2 separate regions of the Homo sapiens genome follow, and region 2 is linked to region 1. The links are chromatin contacts, found by Hi-C or POLR2A ChIA-PET in ENCODE. All regions are on one chromosome and are shown on one strand. The core of a region is the stretch at or near the end of the contact, and the rest is flanking DNA. Distances in the headings are between cores, read along the strand shown.

Region 1 (5,197 bases), core at 2,331-4,830:
GTCCTCTTATCTTAATGCAACCTCTCACCCCTCCTTCAGAGGTTCCAGGCCTTTCTGTGGCTCCACTTCCCTGTCTTTGGGTGAACCTGACTTCACGTTTCTTCTATTTAAAAAGCCCTCCCCATATCGAGTTTTCTGTTAGAAATTTAAGTAAAAATGCAGCTGGGACTGAGAGCTAAGAATTAGAACTTGGATTTTTCCTTATTAATTCTTATTTTATTCTATATATTTGCCTTGGATTTTTTTTTCTTTTTTTTTTGAGACGGAATTTCGCTCTTGTTGCCGAGGCTGGAGTGCAATGGAGCGATCTTGGCTCACTGCAACTTCCACCTCCTGGGTTCAAGCGATTCTCCTGCCTCAGCCTCCCGAGTAGCTGGGATTACAGGCATGTGCCACCACCCCCAGCTAATTTTATATTTTTGGTAGAGGTGGGGTTTCACAATGTTGGCCAGGCTGGTCTTGAACTTCTGACCTCAGGTGATCCACCTGCCTCAGCCTCCTAGGATTACAGGTGTGAGCCACTGCGCCCAGCTTGGATCTTTTTTAAAAAATGAATAAAACATTGTAGATAAAACTGTGGTCTCCTGTGTCCCTCTTCCTCATCTAATCACGCTTTCCTTTTCCCAAAGGGTAGCCACTATCATTTGTTTGGTATTCATGATTTTATACTTTTTAAACTACTTTTATTAGATATTTATACATCTATAAAAATCAGATATGTTAAAACTGTATATAAATGGTCATGCTCTACATGTCGTTCTGTAAGTTTATTACTTTATTAAGTAATATGTTTTTGAAATTTATCCAAAATCTCCAATGGTATTCCATTGAATGACTTTACCACGAGTAATTCATTCTTCATTGCTGGACATTATTTCCGATTTTTCACTATAGCCTACAGTGCTGCTTTGAGCATTCTTGTATGGAGAAATCCTGTAAGGTAGGAGGCTAACTACTGGGTCCTGGGATATGAATATTACATATTCAGGATAGCACGAGTAATAATATAGTAGCAGATTAACCACCAGATCTCAGTGGTTCAGCTCATAAATGTTTGTTTGTTACTCACACCCAGTCCGTTGTGGACTGGAATGACTGGAGCAGCCAACCTGGGCAGTGGTTCGATGGTGTAGGCTGCTTTACTCTTGTGGCTCCACCATCTTCACACGAGCCCTCCTCATTGCTGCAGCAGGGGAAGAAAGCGTAGGGACAGCTCAGAGCCATTCTTCTGTGCTTTGGTTCAGAAATGACACATACCACCTGCCTCACAGCCCCACCTAATTTCAAGCCTGAATAGCCTTCTGTGTACCTAGGGAGGAGAGGAGAACCAGATACTGGTCAGCTGTAGTAACTTGTTCTACAAATGTCTTCAACTCTACAAGATACTACCTAGAATTCAGATTTTATAGTTTAACTATTTATCAGTCCGAATTACTCCCAAGCCAAGAATATAGTCAGCAGACCACCCCCCCCACCAAAAAAAAAAAAAAAAAAGCTCTGGTAGATTCTCTTTCAGATTTAGATGAGATGTTGAGCAGTTAATCCTATTTAGTTTGACTAGATAACTTTTGAGGATCCTTTCAACTTTGAGTTTCTATGTCTTACAGATTTTTTTTTCTGTATTCAATACGTGTTAATGGTTCCCAAACTTGGCTGATACCAAGATCAATCAGAAGGCCTTAAAAAGTACAGAAGGGCCGGGCACGGTGGCTCATGCCTGTGATCCCAGCACTTTGGGAGGCTGAGGCAGGCGGATCACCTGAGGTCCGGAGCTCAAGACCAGCCTGGCCAACATGGAGAAACCTCATCTCTACTAAAAATACAAAATTAGCTGGGTGTGGTGGTGCATGCCTGTAATCCCAGCTACTCGGGAGGCTGAGGCAGGAGAATTGCTTGAACCTGGGAGGTGGAGGTTGCGGTGAGCCAAGATCACGCCATTGCACTCCAGCTTGGGCAAGAAGAGGGAAACTCTGTCTCAAAAAAAAAAAAAAAAAAAAAGTACAGATGACCAAGTTACTTCCATTCTAGGTCAACTTAACCATAATTCTGGAAGTGGCCTAAGAATCCACCTTTTGAAAAAGTTCCCTAATACATCTGATCAGTTTACAGAACCACTGCATTAGGAGGACATAAAGAGTTTTAGTTATATGAAAGCAAACTAAAAATTCAACACTAAGTATTAAGAAATGTTCAGAGTGCAATGCAGAGTACAAATACAAACATATGAGTAGCAGTTCTTTTTTTTTTTTTTTTTGGAGACAGAGTCTTGCTCTGTCGCCCAGGCTGGAGTGCACTGGTGTGATCTCAGCTCACTGCAACCTCCGCTTCCCAGGCTCATGCAATTCTCATGCCTCAGCCTCCTGAGTAGCTAGGACTACAAGTGCGTGCCACCATGCCTGGCTAACTTTTTGTATTTTTTGTAGAGATGGGGTTTCGCCGTGTTGGCCTAGCTGGTCTCGAACTCCTGACCTCAAGCAATCTGCCTGCCTTGGCCACCCAAAGTGCTGAGATAACAGGCGTGAGCCACTGCACCCAGCCATGAATAGCAATTCTTAACGCTTGCTAAGATTCTTAATTATTCATTAATTCAGCAAATACTTATTGAGGACCTTCTAGCTACTCTGCAAGGTGCTAACAGTGTTCACATAGTACTTTGTGCATTTGCAAATAGGTTTGAGTGTTTGCAAATAGGTTTGAGTGAGAGTGAAGAAGCCAGTTTTATATAGTTGCAGTAGGCTAACCAGAATTTAGTTCATGAGATCCTTTTAATTGAAGGTTAATGCTGTTGATAGACTTTTCTGATAGGCTCACCAATATTTCCTTTTGTGTGTAGCCAGCAAAATAATAAATTAGTACAAATCGAAGTCTGACTCTTTAGAAAATGTGTGGACTCCAGGCCTGGTGCGGTGGCTCATGTCTGTAATCCCAGCACTTTGGGAGGCCAAGGTGGGTGGATCACCTGAGGTCAGGAGTTCAAGACTAACTTAACCAATATGGTGAAACCCCGTCTCTACTAAAAATACAAAAATTAACTGGGCGTCGTGGTAGGCCCCTGTAATCCCAGCTACTTGGGAGGCTGAGGCAGGAGAATTGCTTGAACCCAGGAGGTAGAGGTTGCAGCGAGCCGAGATTGCACCACTGCACTCTATCCTGGGCGACAGAGCAAGACTCCATCTCAAAAAAAAAAAAAAAAAGACCTCAGTTTGCCTTTCTGTAAAATGGTGTTAATAAAACCTGTCTTAATTGTCTCAGGATTTTTTTAAGATAATGTATGAGAAAGTGCTTTTAAGTGGCTAGAAGGCTATAAACTTTTAAAGTCTTTTCCTTCAAATAAAGTTAATCATGTCACAAAAATGTAAACTCCACAAAGGCTGGACTTTATCTTGTTCTCCGCCGAATTCCTATTACCTGAAATACTGCTTGGTGCGTGGTAGGCACCTAAAATGTATTGAGTGAATGAATTATACCCAACACAATTTATATACACAGGCATCTGACTCCTCCCCACCATTTATGTTTTTGCGTTTTGTTTTGGTTTTGGTTTTCTTTCAGAAAGTAATACAAGTCATGTACCTACAGTTTCCCAAAGCCACCACTAGATGTCAGGCATATTTCTTTGTGTTCCTTTCTGGGGGGTGGTGAGAATATTGAGTAAACAAGGTTTTTCAAATAAATTGCAAGACGTGTATTCAAAACAAAGCCAATTCACGTATCAGCACTCTAGCAACTTCTCTTACTTCCAGGTCTCTGAGAGAAATGAGTTGCTTCTTTTGGCAAAAACATATTTATACCACGTCTACCTCTGGATGCCTCTAACAGGCTTCCTGTGATCCGAATTCAAGCAATTTGCTCTTGCTAATTTTCTAACCACAGAGTTCTTAAGCCTAATCTCTTTAATTAGTGGTTAGTCACCATTGCATTTCAGTTTGTGTAGATTTATTTCTGAGGGGAAGCAAAACTTCACGTGTTGGCTTAGTGTGTCTATTACCCTGAATTCTAGCGAGAAAGAGCCCAGTGTCTTCCGCTGCACACACCTGGGATTCATCTTAATAGGGGTGGGCAAACTATAGCCTGCAGGCTAAGGCCAACCTGTCCCTCATGATCTAACAAGACCTTTACATTTTTAAATGTTTGAAGAGAAATAAGAATATTTTGTAAAGTGAAACTTACATGAAAATCACGTCAGTGTCCGTAAGTAAAGTTTTATTGGGACTGGCCTCAGTGGCTCACCCAGCATTTTGGGAGGCCAAGGGGAGTGGATCACTTGAGTTGGGAGTGGATCACAGGAGTTCAAGACCACCATGGCCAACATAGCGAAACCCCGTCTCTCCTAAAAAAATAAAAATTAGGCGGGTACAGTTGCATGCACCTGTAATCTCAGCTACTCAGGAGGCTGAGGCACGAGGATTGCTTGAGCCTGGGAGGCAGAGGTTGCAGTGAGCCGAGATTGTGCCTTTCCATCCTGGGTGACATAGCAAGACTCTGTCTTAAAAAAAAAAAAAAAAAAAATTATTGGGACACAGCCATACTCACTCATTTTTATGTTGTTTATGGATGCTTTCGAGCTCCAGTGGCAGAATTGAGTCATTAACGACTGAGACCAAATGGCCCTTAGAGCTTATATTATTTACTATCTGGCCCTGAAAAAGTTTGCCAACCCCTGCTCTCAAAGAAGGGTGTCTAAAAACTGCAAATTTAGGGCACTTTGTGCTTCTTTAGACTCTTTTTTCTGAATGATCATCATCTTTGGTTTGATGGCCCAAGTTGTTTTTTCACGCAGCGGTGAAGATAACACCTTTTGCTGAAGGACTCAGATAAAATTTGTTACCTAGAAACCAGACTGCCTCTTACTGACAGAAAGTCTTTTATTTGTTTCTTGCATCCTTTGCATACATAAATATATAGCATGTTTGAACAGCTAAGCCAACCAATTTTCTCCGCACATTGCATCAAAACAGAATTAACCTAGATAATTAAAAAATACTGTTATACTGTTATTTAAATTATACTGTAATTATAAAACTGTAATTACAGTAATACTTTAATGTGGCTCTAATTTGTTCTATTTTAACTGCTCTTCTGTTTAATACTGACTTAGACTCTGTGTATACATTACTTTGATATGAACTTAAAAAATCTGTTCTCTTTGTTGTTTTTTTCCTATACCTCATAAATCTTCTTTTTGAACTTTAGACAA
Region 2 (5,080 bases), core at 1,323-3,822, 36 kb before region 1:
TGTACAGTAACTGGCAATAAAATGTTGTAGGTAGGAGGTGACTAGAAATGGCAGCCAACATAGGGTGGGAGAACAGTTGCTGAAGAAGAATTCAGAGAGGACATATGTATTAACAGATATATTAGCTTCCTGTGGAGGCCATAACAAACTACCACCAACCTGGGGTCCTAAACCCTCTCACAGTGCTGGACACAAGTTTGAAATCGAAGTGTCAGCAGAGCCACACTCTCTCTGCAAGCTCTAGGAAAGTATCTCTTTGTATTAGGATTCTCTAGAGAAACAGACTCAATAGGGTGGGCACGCGCATGTCTGTGAGATTTATTGTAAGGAAATGGCTTATGCAGTTATGGAGGATGACAAGTCCCAAGATCTGCGGGGTGAGTTGGCAAGTTGGAGACCCAGGAGAACTGATGATATAGGTCCAATCCTGGTCTGAAGGCCTGAGAACCAGGAGAACCAATGGTGGGTAGTTCCAGCAGGCTCCAGACCTAGAAAGAGTTGATCTTTCAGTTTGGGTCCAAAGGCAGACGTTTGAAGACAAGAGGACTTTTTTCTTATTCAGGGCTGGGTCAGCCTTTTTGTTGTATTCAGGCCTTCAAATGATTGGGTGAGGGTCATCCACACTAGGGAAGGCCATCTCTTTTACACAGTCTACCAATATAAATGTTAATCTCATGCAAAACACCCTAAAAGGAACACCCAGAAGAGCATTTCACCAAATATCTGAGCTTCTCATAGCCCAGTCAAATTGACACATAAAATTTATTTTATTTTATTATTTCTTTGAGACGGAGTCTCACTTTGTCACCCAGGCTGGAGTGCAGAGGCACAATCTCAGCTCACCGCAACCTCCCAGGTTCAAGCTATTCTCTTGCCTCAGCCTCCCGAGTAGCTGGGATTACAGGCATGCGCCAACATGCCTAGCTAATTTTTGTATTTTTAGTAGACATGGGGTTTCGCCGTGTTGGCCAGGCTGGTCTTGAACTCCTGGCCTCAGGTGATCCACCCGCCTTGGCCTCTCAAAGTGTTGGGATTACAGGCGTGAGCCACCCACCACGCCCGGCCCCTTGACACGTACATTGAACATCACACTGTTCTTTCCCTCTTCCAGCTTCTAGCTGCAGTTGGCGTTCTTTGACTTTGTGGCTGTGTCACTTCAGTCTCTGCCTCCTGGGTTACATTGCCTTCTTCTCATCTGTCTCTTCTCCTCTGTGTATCTGTCTTATATGAAAATACATTTGATTGCATTTTGGGCCCAACCAGGTAATCCAGGGTAAATGCTTCCTCTCCCATCTAGATTCTTAAGTTAATTTTGTCATAGAAGGTAATATTCACTCTTCTGCCATATAAGGTAATGCAGGTTCCAGAGATTAGGATGTGGACATATCTTTTGGGGGGCCGTCATTCATCCCACTACGATCAGTGCATTGGAAAGATCAACTGTAAATGTTGAAATCAACAAGAATTATGACAGTAGTAATGTTGGACTCCGCGAAGGAGGGACAACTTGGGTTTTGGTCTGATTATACGACATTCAAAATCGGAGTTTTAAGGAAAAGGGAAAATGATCTGAGAGTGGCAGTGTGGTTCTAGGAGGACTTCTCCTCCACCTGGAGGTCTAGTTGTTTGAGGGGTGTGAGAAAGAAAGCAGCTGCCACTTGAAATGGCTGCAGGGAAGCTGAGCCTTCAGGGAATGCCAGGTTTCCTCCTAGAGCCGTAGGTGAAAGCAACATTCAGAGAAGAGGTTGATGCGTAAGCCTCGGACAGAGGAGGGATTTTGCCGATGCTGGACTATGAAGACAAGGAGAAGGGTTTTGAGAGTTGAGGATTGGGGTCGCGTGAGGGGATGTACTGAGCCTCACAGGAATAAAAACCAGGTGAGAGTCTTGGATTTCTTATTTTTAAAAAGTATAACCTGATATAAAGGTCGTGCTGGAATTAACCCCAGATAGGCAGATCATGGCACTGTGGCAATGTGTTAGTTGAGAGGGTGTTGGTTGCCAGGAACATGCAGGGCTCTGGGTTCATCTTTTTACTCTTGTTGATGGTGTTATGGAGGCCTGGGGAGAAGTGCTCTGAAACTCTCCCATTCGACAGCTGACTTAGAGCTAAAGTGACTGCTTCGTTGACCAGAGGCCTCCCTTTGAAATTCTGGACTTTCTAGAGCCCCCCAAGGGTTAGGGGGAATAGTCTGGGATATCCTGATAACCTTTATCCGCATTTTCAGTAGGTTGCTTGGGATGTTTTAGATATTGCTCCTTTCAATCATCTGAACGTTGCCCAATTCTACTGTGTTGTTTGCATGCACGATTTATTCATAAAACCACTTACAGCTGCAAAAATGCTAAGTTTAAAACGAGAACATTCAAAATGGACCCAGCTGTTTAAAAAGATGGATGCGATCAAATAAAGAATTGGTGTGTAGTTTATGAAACAATAAGGCATTTTTTCAACTGTAGCCTGATTATTCTTAGAGCGATGACAAGGAGGTTTTTCCATTACAAAGAAGTGTATGACTTAGCTTAAACCAAGCAGTTCTTCAAATGAGCAATTTCCTGTGGCAGTCATCACTTAGCCACAGCCCTTTTGTCAACTTTAGATCTTTTTTTTGTTCTTGCAGATGGCCACCAGAGCTGCACTGGAGAGTGCATCTTCTGCTTCCATGTGTGGGAAGATCACTGTGTTCTCTGTGACCCAGTAGTGTGAATTGCTTATCTGTTTCTGCATTAACTCAAATTTATCAGTGATTATTGCCTGAATACCTCATGCTTTCTGAGATCTACAGGTACAGATTTAGGGTTGAACTCTTTCTCTAAATAAATTTAATCCATGTGTGTTATATGTTGTATATCTTCATTTAGTGACTACGAAATGTCTAGCTATGAAATGTGCATGTTAATTACTCATTAAGCCTTTGGATCGCCTTTGATGAGCCAGATCCTGTGCTCCCCGGCATTCTCTTGCACACCTTCTTTCTGAATGTTTTCTCACAGTTCCGGCTTTTACATGCCCCTCACTCCACCCCAGACGCTAATAAATTTCTGCAGTTCTTAGTTCCAGCTCGTTCTTCTTGTTTAGGTTAAGACTCCTACATTCAGAGATCTCATGGACATTTCTGTCTTGAAGTCTCACTGGTTCTTCTGTCAATATGTGGTTCTAATAATTTTTCAGTTCCTTTTCTTGGACTTCCAAGTAGATAATTACATCATCTGTAGGAAGCAGCAACTGAATCACTTTCTGATAGTTTTACCCCTGTCTCAATTTTTTACCTCTTTGTGTTAGTAAGAACTTCTAATTTGTGGGGAAGCAGTGCTTCCCAGAATTCCCTGGAAAGAATCACCTGGGCTGTTTGTTAAATATACAAAGTCCCAGGCCTTCACCCTTGGGAATATTAGTAGGTCTGGGTTGAGGCTGAGGAATCTGCTTTGTTTTATTTTTTAAACAAAGGCCCTGGACATTTTTTATCTTGAGAAAACTTTGGAAAACACTGTTTTAGAGCAGTGCTAAATAATAGTTGTGATAGTCTTTTGTTGCTGCTTTTAGTGTGTCTGTACCATGTGTGATGTCAGTGGACTGCTGGCTCTCCTCCTATTTTGACCTGTGGTAGCACTTGTGACAGCTTTGGAACTGTGATGTGTCCGGTGTAGCGATACAATGGGCTGTCTAAACAGGGCAGCGAGCTTTCTGTCCTGGTATTCATTCAGTGACATCTCAGTTCCAGGCCCTGGAGAGTGCCACCATACACAGAAGCACATGGGAAGACCTCTTAGTCTTCCAACTCTCATACTCCCTCTAACTCCAGTCTGCCTTTCTTGGGATCCTGGCTGCCTGTGGATCTACTTCCATAGTATTTGTGTGCTCTGCTTTTTTTGGTTTTAGCTGACTAGAACTTTTGTTTACCTAAACCTGAAATATTGGTCACACTCCTTCCTACTTCAGTTCTGCCATGGAACCCATTACTGCATTTGAGTGCCAGAGAACTGTCTGCTGTCTGTATTCGAGAAGCAACTTCTAATACAAAGATGACTTATAACACATGAAAGTTTTTTCTTACAGAGTAATGTTTTGAAAGCTTTTACAGTTATGTCTTTGGTCTGAGACTCTTATTTATGTCTTCCACTCACAGGCAGCACTATGACAGTGTTAAACTATTTGCAGTTGCCTAATACACTATATTTTCTTAGTTTTATGTTTTTGAATCTGCGATTCTAGTTTCCTTTATCTCCTCTTCTCCCCATCCTCCCAGCTTTCCCTTACCAACCTCTGTATATCCTTTAATTAGCTCAGGTATCACTACTTTTTCTGATTCTCCGAGTGGTTTGATGTGTCTCTTCATGGCCCGCTATATCACACTGAATACCTCTTTTAAAGCACTTTTCACACTGTTATAATCATCTTCATAGAATCTGCTTATTTGTCTATATATTTCATTAGATTGTAAGTCCTCAGTTTATTTTCAGCCTTTGCATCCCAATTACCTGCTACACATAATCAACGTTTATTGAAGAACTTTATGAAAGTTGGCATTTTCCACTTGTTCCAGTTTTAAATTACTTTCGATTTTGGAAATGTTCATTTTATGCCCAGCCAACTTGCAAAAAATGTAGGAGATTGATAATATTCAGTTTTGGCAAGGGTGTACAGAGGAGAACTCTTGAAGATTCTTGGTAGGAGTATGAATAGATAAATGCAGGTGACAGAATTTAAATGCATGTAACCTTTGACCTAACAGTTCCTCATATAGGAATTCTCCCAGAAAAAACACTTGTACCAAGTATACTAGGATTTTTGTAGGAGAGTATCATAGAGTATCATGGCAGCGTTATTTGTGATGGCAAAAAAAAAAAAAAAAAAAAAGAGAGATGGCCAAAACACCAAAACATCCATTAGTAGTGAAATGATTAAGTTTATTATGGTATGTACTTACTATGGGATTCTGTGTGGTAGTCATAATAAGTGAAATAGATCTGGAAAGATCTATTTTATTTTATTTATTTTTATATTTTTTGAGACTTAATCTCACTCTGTTGCTCAAGCTGGAGCGCAATGGCACAATCTGAGCTCACTGGAACCTCCGCCT

What was found. Hi-C counts contacts between places; a loop is a spot of excess contacts on that map. ChIA-PET counts read pairs that join two places held with the same protein, here RNA polymerase II (POLR2A). Pooled maps may share reads with other maps.
Region 2: a loop to region 1 is called in a map of left colon, with 6 times the contacts of the local background. The contact joins two enhancer-like sites. A Hi-C loop is called at or near these places in 7 of 168 maps with a recorded cell type or tissue (B cell, GM12878, OCI-LY7 and 4 more), 32 of 37 single-sample maps with no recorded cell type and 17 of 50 pooled maps. POLR2A ChIA-PET finds 5 or more read pairs at or near these places in 6 of 52 experiments (AG04449, CD8-positive, alpha-beta memory T cell, GM12878 and 3 more).

What each region holds. Positions count from the first base shown.
Region 1 is chr2:25,520,699-25,525,895 of GRCh38, reverse strand. All of the region lies in intron 9 of DTNB (dystrobrevin beta), which reads left to right. Among named protein-coding and RNA genes, the nearest start is that of DTNB-AS1, 100 kb to the right of the region's middle. RefSeq lists enhancers at 1,106-1,185, 3,489-3,538. Within about 2 kb of position 3,580, at least 3 of the 41 ENCODE cell types and tissues checked have a DNase peak (open chromatin) inside an H3K27ac peak, as active enhancers do; they include OCI-LY7, where a contact is called at or near this core.
Region 2 is chr2:25,555,948-25,561,027 of GRCh38, reverse strand. All of the region lies in intron 8 of DTNB (dystrobrevin beta), which reads left to right. Among named protein-coding and RNA genes, the nearest start is that of DTNB, 120 kb to the left of the region's middle. RefSeq lists an enhancer at 2,161-2,856. Within about 2 kb of position 2,572, at least 5 of the 41 ENCODE cell types and tissues checked have a DNase peak (open chromatin) inside an H3K27ac peak, as active enhancers do; they include OCI-LY7, where a contact is called at or near this core.